2 separate regions of the Homo sapiens genome follow, and region 1 is linked to region 2. A link is a contact called in ENCODE Hi-C or POLR2A ChIA-PET data. All regions are on one chromosome and are shown on one strand. The core of a region is the stretch at or near the end of the contact, and the rest is flanking DNA. Distances in the headings are between cores, read along the strand shown.

Region 1 (3,982 bases), core at 917-3,416, 310 kb after region 2:
TGCCTGTCTGCGTATTCCTTCATTCATTTGTTTATGCTGCCATTCATTACATATTGGTTCAACTCTCTTTGCCAGTATAGACCCAGATTATATTTTGATCGGGAACATTGTCTTTTTAGTCAAAGTTACAAAGAGTATTTTCCCTAAAGACCAGTCAAGGAAGCTGGCCATTTCAAGTAATCTACAAATATTTATTCCTGAAGGAATACTAACTTTTTAGGGACCTTTTAAACCCAACAAAATCTAGTTGCTGGGTTTAAAATGAATAGAAGGAAGGACGGAAGGAAAGAGAGAAGGAAGGAAAGAAGGGAGATGGATTGGTTTGTGATTTTTAATTCAGACAAACTTTGAAGAAACACCCTTTCTTTAAATAATAAATACTGGCTGCTAATTTGTTGAATTTTAAATAATATGATAAAATGGTACTTAAGGAAGCTATACACAACAAAGATAAACATTTTTGCTCTCATGGGATCTCTATTTAAAAGTAGAAAAGATTGTTTTAACAGAGCGTCATATAATAGCAAATATGGTAGCTGGCTTATTAGAAAGTCATAAATGTTTATGTTTGACTCACATTTTGTAAAATGTTGTCACTGAGCGTGGTTATATATGGCAGTTTCTTGTAGTCCGTCTCACTAAAATTAACTGTTCACTAGTAAAAGGTTCACAATACTGGGTATAACTTAATGAGAATTAAAACAAGCTCCTCTTTTCAGCAGAGCTTTTGCTTGAGAGAAAAGTCCCCCCAGAATATCAGGGAGATACTTCAGATAAACATTCAGAATCACCTCCTGGCTAAGCATGTGAGCCAGGAAAAAAAGAAAAAAAAAAAAAAAAAAAAGAAAAAACTCAGTCAAGACCCCCATGGCAAGTGGAAAGGATTTGAAATAGCTCATAATTTGGGCTTTGAGCTATTCTGCAGGGTTGTTAGCTGTTTGGTATGATTCGTTTTATCCAAGAGCAGTTCCGGATTGTCAGGCATCCTCTCTTATTGCAAAGATAAATAAATAGAAATTCAGACATTCGGGGAGAATTTGACTTTTATTTCCTTCTTCCTCATTAGAGCCTATTTGGACCCTCACCCCCACCCCCACCCCCCTTTTAAGCCTTTCCGTTTCATGATAACTCTTTCAAGAAGAGAAACAAGCATAAAACAAACAACAGTTAGAAAGAAGCAACCACCTTGTTGGGGATTCCTGTGAATGTATTTAGAAATGAAACACTTCTTGCTTTTGCTTTAATAAGCATTTAGGAGGCTCTACTATCGGGCCATGAGTAATGAGAAAGAGGTATGGTTTTGATTTACTACTGTAGTTTAAATAGACTTAGAATCCAGTGAAATTGTTTTGTTCTAATTCTATCCATTTTTTTCTCAGTTCACCAACTTCTCAAAGAAAGACTTTCCCCAAGTAGCCGGCATTTTCCCAGTATGATAAGGCAAGCAGCGAGAAAGTTTTGTTGTTGTCTTTGTCTTGCTTTTCCCCACTTCAAGCCTCTGAGGCCCCATGGAAATCCTTGGAGTACACTTGGTTGAGTATGGACCATTCTAAATGAAATACAAATCAAAAGCATCCTTTCACTGGCCCCTTTAGGTTCTTAAGCAGAAGAATGTTCTGATCACTGAAGCCATTTCAAGACCTGAAATTAGAAAGTAATAAAAAATATCACACTCTCCCTGGTGGGTAGGACATATAATTGGTTCCCCAGCAGGACTTCAGCTCCAAGTGAGAAATGCGTAGCCTGTGGATCCTTGCTTTCAGAAGAACCACATGCAAACACTACCAAATAAGTAAAAAATAAGCAAAGGGAAACAGGAAAACCAGAGACAAATTCAGAAATAAATAGCCAAGGGCTAGAAAGAATAAAGAAAAAAAAAAAGCATTAACCCCAGATGTCTTTAAACACAAAAATTTGTGCACAAAACACCAGACGAGACGGTAAGTTTATGTGTTTAGATCAGCTTGGACAAACACCGCTGTTCAGGACTGCAGTTATTTTTTTGGATTCCATTCTGGCTGCAAGATGTTCTTGGGGAGAAAATGGACTGTGCTCACACAATCCTAACTGTTTGGGATTTGACTTAAAAAACTGGCCAGGGCCTTGATTTGCAGCTCACTCTTGGCCTAAGCCCGGCGTTCCAGCCGGTTGGGTTTTGTTGCTCGTGGAGTTTGGAAGCCGAACAGTTGGGGTGTGCTGCGATGGACAGGGCCACTGAGCACACAGAGCCTGGTGCTATGCTGCCACCTTCTGTCTAATGTGTCATAGCAAGAGGTGGCTGAGCTCTGGACTGCCTAGAAAACTCGGTGACTTTCTGCCTTTGAGAGTCAGGTCCTCTATAATCTGCACATTCCGGAGCAGCAGTGCCCTCTCTTCCTGTACACCTGTGGGTTCAAGGCCTTGGGGGCTGGCCCTTTGATAGCTTCTTCCAGAACCCACGCCAGTCTGTTTGTTTGCCTCTCTTCCTCATTCCCTCCCTCTCTCCCTGCCAGATCTTGAAGTTTCCGTAGGTAGAAGGGTCTGGAAAAACGAGGTTGAAGGCAAAGACAGGGCTTTTCGTTTTCAAACGTCAGCACACTCTTGTCTAAATTACTGCCAAAGACAAATGGGATGAAGTGGAGGAAAGGAAAAGTGAGATTGAATAGCAGGAAAAAAGCCCTGACAGCAAGATCTATTGCCCTGTGGAGAGGTGTCCCCAGGGGTGAGCTATTGGTTGAGATATTTAAAACTTGAGTGGACAAAACATTAGACCCTTCACCACAGGGAACAATTCTACAGCAGCCCCTGGGACCTGACCCTCGTGAGCGCAGAGGTCCTTCCCAACTCTAATTTTTTATGATTTCTCAATTGACTTCCCATTCTATAAAAAGTATTCTGTTGCTGCTCAGAAACCCAACTGCTTTGACATTCTGTTTGAGGTCGGGATGGTTTCAATCTACTTTCAGTTGTGTGCAGCATTGAAAATGCCCCTATACCTACTTTTTTTGAGCCAAAGAAATGTAAATTCATATAATTAAGCCTAGAAATATGTATTTGAGGAATGACATAGGGGACACTGCCCTTGACAACTGGCCAAGACATGACTCGCCAAGCACCCGGGGATTTGCTGTACAGCCTTTGACAAATGCTTACCCTTTCTGAGTCACCAGTTTTCATTGGGTTGTCTCACTGGTCAGGATGAGAATATCTGATGCCAGTTGGGAACATTTTGGAAGGACTGTGGTGGTGAAAGAAATAGCTTAGTTCTGCACCTGATTGCCAATCACTCCTTGTTGTGAGGATTGTACACTTCTCAGCTTGCAGGCCTGGATCAGGGGAGACAAAAGGAGGGAGAGAGGTGAGATGTCGGATGTGCGGTCATGGTCTTTGCTTGCAGGTTCTCCCTCCCTGGGGTGACTGGGTTCAGCCATCCAGCTGATTATTTTTAGGCTCTTGTTAATTGCCAGGCATGGAGCTAGGAGCTTGTGTGTCAGAGTGGAAGTGAACAAAAACAGTGGAGAACAAATGGAGTCCTCAGGGATACCTATCTCAGTGGCTTCGAACTGTTCTTAGGGTAAAGTTTAAAATCCCACATTCTGCAAAGCATCAGGTGATCTGGCCCTTCCTGCTTCTTTGATCTCTCCTTGGACCTTTCTCCAGCAGGCTGAGTTCCCTCAATTTTCCTTGGTGAGCTCTGTTTCTTCTCATCTCAGTGCCTGCCTGGGTGCTCAGCCCAGACACTCCTGGTCTTGCCACCCCTTTCACCTGGTCAGTGCTGCTTCTCATCTTTCAGTTCCCAGCTGTAAGGTCTCTTGCCCAGAGACGCCTTCCCAGACCTCTGGGCTGGGGTTCAGTTTCTCCAGCATGTGCCCCTCTGGGCCTTGTCTCATCTCTATCCAAGCACATGCCATTAAGGGTGAGTGCAGGACTGGAGGTTTACTATGGATCTCCTTGCCAGCCCATGCTCCGTGTGACAGGCAACTCGCTTGTCTTGTCTTTGCCT
Region 2 (3,646 bases), core at 19-2,518:
TGGTCTCGAACTCCTGACCTCAGGTGAGCGTCCTGCCTTGGCCTCCCAAAGTGCTGGGATTACAGGCGTGAGCCACTACACCCAGCCAATCAGTTGCTTTTAAACTACTTAAATAAAAAGAGCCAACCCAAAATCTTGTGCATGCTTGGGAAACTGGCAGTGGAATATGAGAAGTTTTTATTTGTGGTGCACACAGGTGACTCGGGCTGTTGTGTATTGGTTCTTGCCTCGATCTGTAGCAAGCAATCTGTTGTTTCTTGCCTGCCTTTTGGGAAGAAATGAAAAAAGAAGCAGCACGAGTCTCCATACATCATGATTGTGATGGCACTGGGCCTGAGACCTTTTCTGCTGTCCAGGTAAAAATGTGAAGACCATGGTTTTGAGGTTTCTTAATAAATTCAGGTGTTAAGTGCCAAGTGATGCTCCCAGCCCCTGAGCTAGAGCAACTATGCTGTTCATGTCCCCAGGAATGGAAGTGGACCCTAGTTAGGTGCTGGTGGCCAGCCATGTGTACCTAGGGCAGGGCCAGGTCGTGTGTGTGTGTGTGTGTGTGTGTGTGTGTGAGAGAGAGAGAGAGAGAGAGACAGAGAGAGAGATAGAGAGAAACATAAAGGTGATCGGCACTCAGACATCCTGTGTGGTCCACCTCACTTCTCAAGCAGGTGTCTTTCCAGTCTACAACTCGTTGACCACAGGTGGAATTCATAAGCTCTGTTCCCTGTCCTGCTTGGGTCCTCCAGAGAAAGAAATGTTGAATTATCATCTTGGTGATGGTCAACTCTGAAAGCCTAAATTTTCATGATCACCAAAGTGTTTGGATTTAAAAGGGTGGCTCACTCCGTAATTCCGGCACTTTGGGAGGCTGAGGCAGAAGGATCACTTGAGCCCAGAAGTTTCAGACTAGGCTGGGCAACAAAGCAAGACCCGGTCTCTACCAAAAAAAAAAAAAAAAAAAAAAAAAAAAAATCAAAAAAATTAGCTGGGGGTGGTGGTGTGCTCCTATAGCTCCAGCTACTCAGGAGGCTGAGGCGGGAGGATCGCTTGAGCCCAGGGGTTTGCGGCTGCAGTGAGCTGTGATTGCACCACTGCACTCCAGCCTGGGCGACTGTGAGACCCCGTCTTTAAGAAAAAAAAAAAAACAAAGGTCACAAGACATTCTTGGCTCCGCCCTGCAGAGCTGCTTCCCGATCTCCTTTTTTATTTGCTTCCCAACCTGCGGGCCTCAGTGTGACTCACCACACCGGACTGCCTGGCCCTGCTGCCTGCCGCCCATCCTTGCGGCCTGGACGACTCCATGTGCGAGTTGCTGGCGCAGCGTCCAGAAAACAGACCACACCCCAGGAATGATGATACGTTATAGCATTTCTCTGCTCTGTAAGAGAGGCACCAGGGTCGTGTGCTGGGTCTGGGGTTTGTCCATTCCACATCCGGTGCTGCTGTTGACTCTGGTGTCGGCCGCTGGTGAGCTGGCTGTAGCTGGTCACCTCTGGGTGGTTTCTGGGGCGGTCGCAGGCTGACTAACACACCAAAGGTCAGCCAGGGTGTTGAAGCTGGCACCTTTCTTCCTGGAGCACAGACGTCATCTTGGATCTTTTAGATACTTGGACTTACTTTATGCAGAACATTCTGGATTTGTGAATTAGATGGACTCTTTATTATTTTGTATTTGGATTATTTCTTTAAAGAGATCAGAGATAAAAATATCATTGTTTTGCCAGTTTGCTACCACCAGCCCACACCCCTCTTCCCGTTGTCCAAAAAGGGGGTGGTTAGAGTTTTCTTGAGTGACTGGGCTATTATGATTAGCAGATTACTAAAGCTGTGTGATTTTAACAAGACGTAAACACATATGGGAACCCCTCCTTCCATATCTTGCTAATGTCAATTAGCAACATATTAATCTTGCTAATGTCAATCCTGTCACTTCATACATTTATAAATATTAGGGACATTTAAAAGAGTTGTCGGACTGTGCGGGACCTTGGCACACTGCTGACGGCTGCACACTCATCACTGCGGGGCTCATCACACATTGACACCAGCACCATATTTTGCTGGGTTTCCTGATCTCGGTTGAGTATTTGGATTTGAATGGGATGGTTTTAATGTTGCTACTGACTACTACAGTGATCCAAATAAACTTTAAAGCTGGGGCCTCCACGCCATAGGCAGATTTTCATACCAGTTGCCTTTACCTCAGTAGTTTTCAGCTGGGGCAATTTTGTTCCCCAGGAGACATCTGGATACAGTGTTGGTTGTAACAGCTGGGCAGGGGGTACTTCTGTCATCATCTCATGGGCACAGGGCAGGGATGCTGCTAGGGCAACCCCTCACCCTCCCAAAGAATTATCAAAAACATCAACAGTGCCAAAGCTGAGAAGCTCAGCTTTAATGTGTTCATTGAGCAACTAAAGAATAGACTCAGATATAGGAAAGTATTTATTTATTTATTTATTTAGAGACAGGGTCTGGCTCTGTTGTCCAGATCATAACTCACTGTAACCTTGATCTCCTGGGCTGAAGCAATCTTCTCACCTTAGTCTCCCAAAGCATGCTGGGATTACAGGTATAAGCCACAGTGCCCAGCCTGAAAAGAATACTTTAAATGGGCGGGGTAATGGTGGCTTATGCCTGTAATCCCAGCACTTTGGGAGGCAGAGGCGGGCAGATCACCTGAGGTCAGGAGTTCGAGACCAGCCTGGCCAACATGGTGAAACCCTATCTCTACTAAAAATACAAAAATTAGCCGGGAGTGGTGATGGGCACCTGTAATCCGAGCTCTCCTGGAGGCTGAGGCAGGAGAATCGCTTGAACCTGGGAGGTGGAGTTTACAGTGAGCTGAGATCGTGCCATTGCACTCCAGCCTGGGCGACAAGAGCGAAACTCTGTGTCCAAAAAAAAAAGAAAAAAGAAAAAAAGAGTATCTTTAAATGAATGGCAACCCAATTTGCAAATGTATTTTTTTTAATGTTGCCAATTACTTTATGTGTTTAAAAAATATCTTTCTGGTTTACTAGGGTATTCTTCAAAAAAAGAGAAAAGATTAAAGCTGCACAGACATGATGATGTAAAAGCTAGTAGCTTCTCAAGCTGTGAAAGGTCTGTGGTGCAGAGAATAGCTCCCTGTGAGCTGAATTTTGTTTGCTGTGGTGCAGCATGGGTTTAGATCCTACCTGGTTAGTGAAAGAGATAATGTGAAGTCATTGCATTTGCATTTGTCAAAATCCTAGTTTTCCACTTACCTAATAGTTTTTTGTTTGTTTGTTTGTTTCATTTTGTTTTTAAAGACAGGATCTTACAGCCGGGGCCTGTAATCCTAGCACTCTGGGAGGCTGAGGCGAGTTGATCACCTGAGGTCAGGAGTTCGAGACACACCTGGCCAACATGGTGAAACCCTGTCTCTACTAAAAATACAAAAATTAGCCAGGCGTGGTGGCACGTGCCTGTAATCCCAGCTACTGGGGAGGCTGAGGCAGGAGAATCACTTAAACCCAGGAGGCGAAGGTTGTAGTGAGCCGAAATCACGCCACTGCACTCCAGCGTAGGCAACAGAGCAAGACTCCATCTCAAAAAAAAAAAAAAAAAAAAAAGACAGGATCTTGCTCTGTCACCCAGGCTGGGATATACTGACTTGATCATAGCTCAC

The links. Hi-C counts contacts between places; a loop is a spot of excess contacts on that map. ChIA-PET counts read pairs that join two places held with the same protein, here RNA polymerase II (POLR2A). Pooled maps may share reads with other maps.
Region 1: a loop to region 2 is called in a map of HCT116, with 4 times the contacts of the local background. The contact joins two enhancer-like sites. A Hi-C loop is called at or near these places in 2 of 168 maps with a recorded cell type or tissue (HCT116 and endothelial cell of umbilical vein) and 3 of 50 pooled maps. POLR2A ChIA-PET finds 5 or more read pairs at or near these places in 1 of 52 experiments (H1).

Annotation. Positions count from the first base shown.
Region 1 is chr10:113,383,090-113,387,071 of GRCh38, forward strand. No RefSeq gene overlaps it. Among named protein-coding and RNA genes, the nearest start is that of HABP2, 170 kb to the right of the region's middle. RefSeq lists a silencer at 2,221-2,330. Within about 2 kb of position 2,167, at least 8 of the 41 ENCODE cell types and tissues checked have a DNase peak (open chromatin) inside an H3K27ac peak, as active enhancers do.
Region 2 is chr10:113,072,568-113,076,213 of GRCh38, forward strand. All of the region lies in intron 5 of TCF7L2 (transcription factor 7 like 2), which reads left to right. Among named protein-coding and RNA genes, the nearest start is that of SNORA87, 29 kb to the left of the region's middle. RefSeq lists an enhancer at 1,603-2,372. Within about 2 kb of position 1,269, at least 22 of the 41 ENCODE cell types and tissues checked have a DNase peak (open chromatin) inside an H3K27ac peak, as active enhancers do.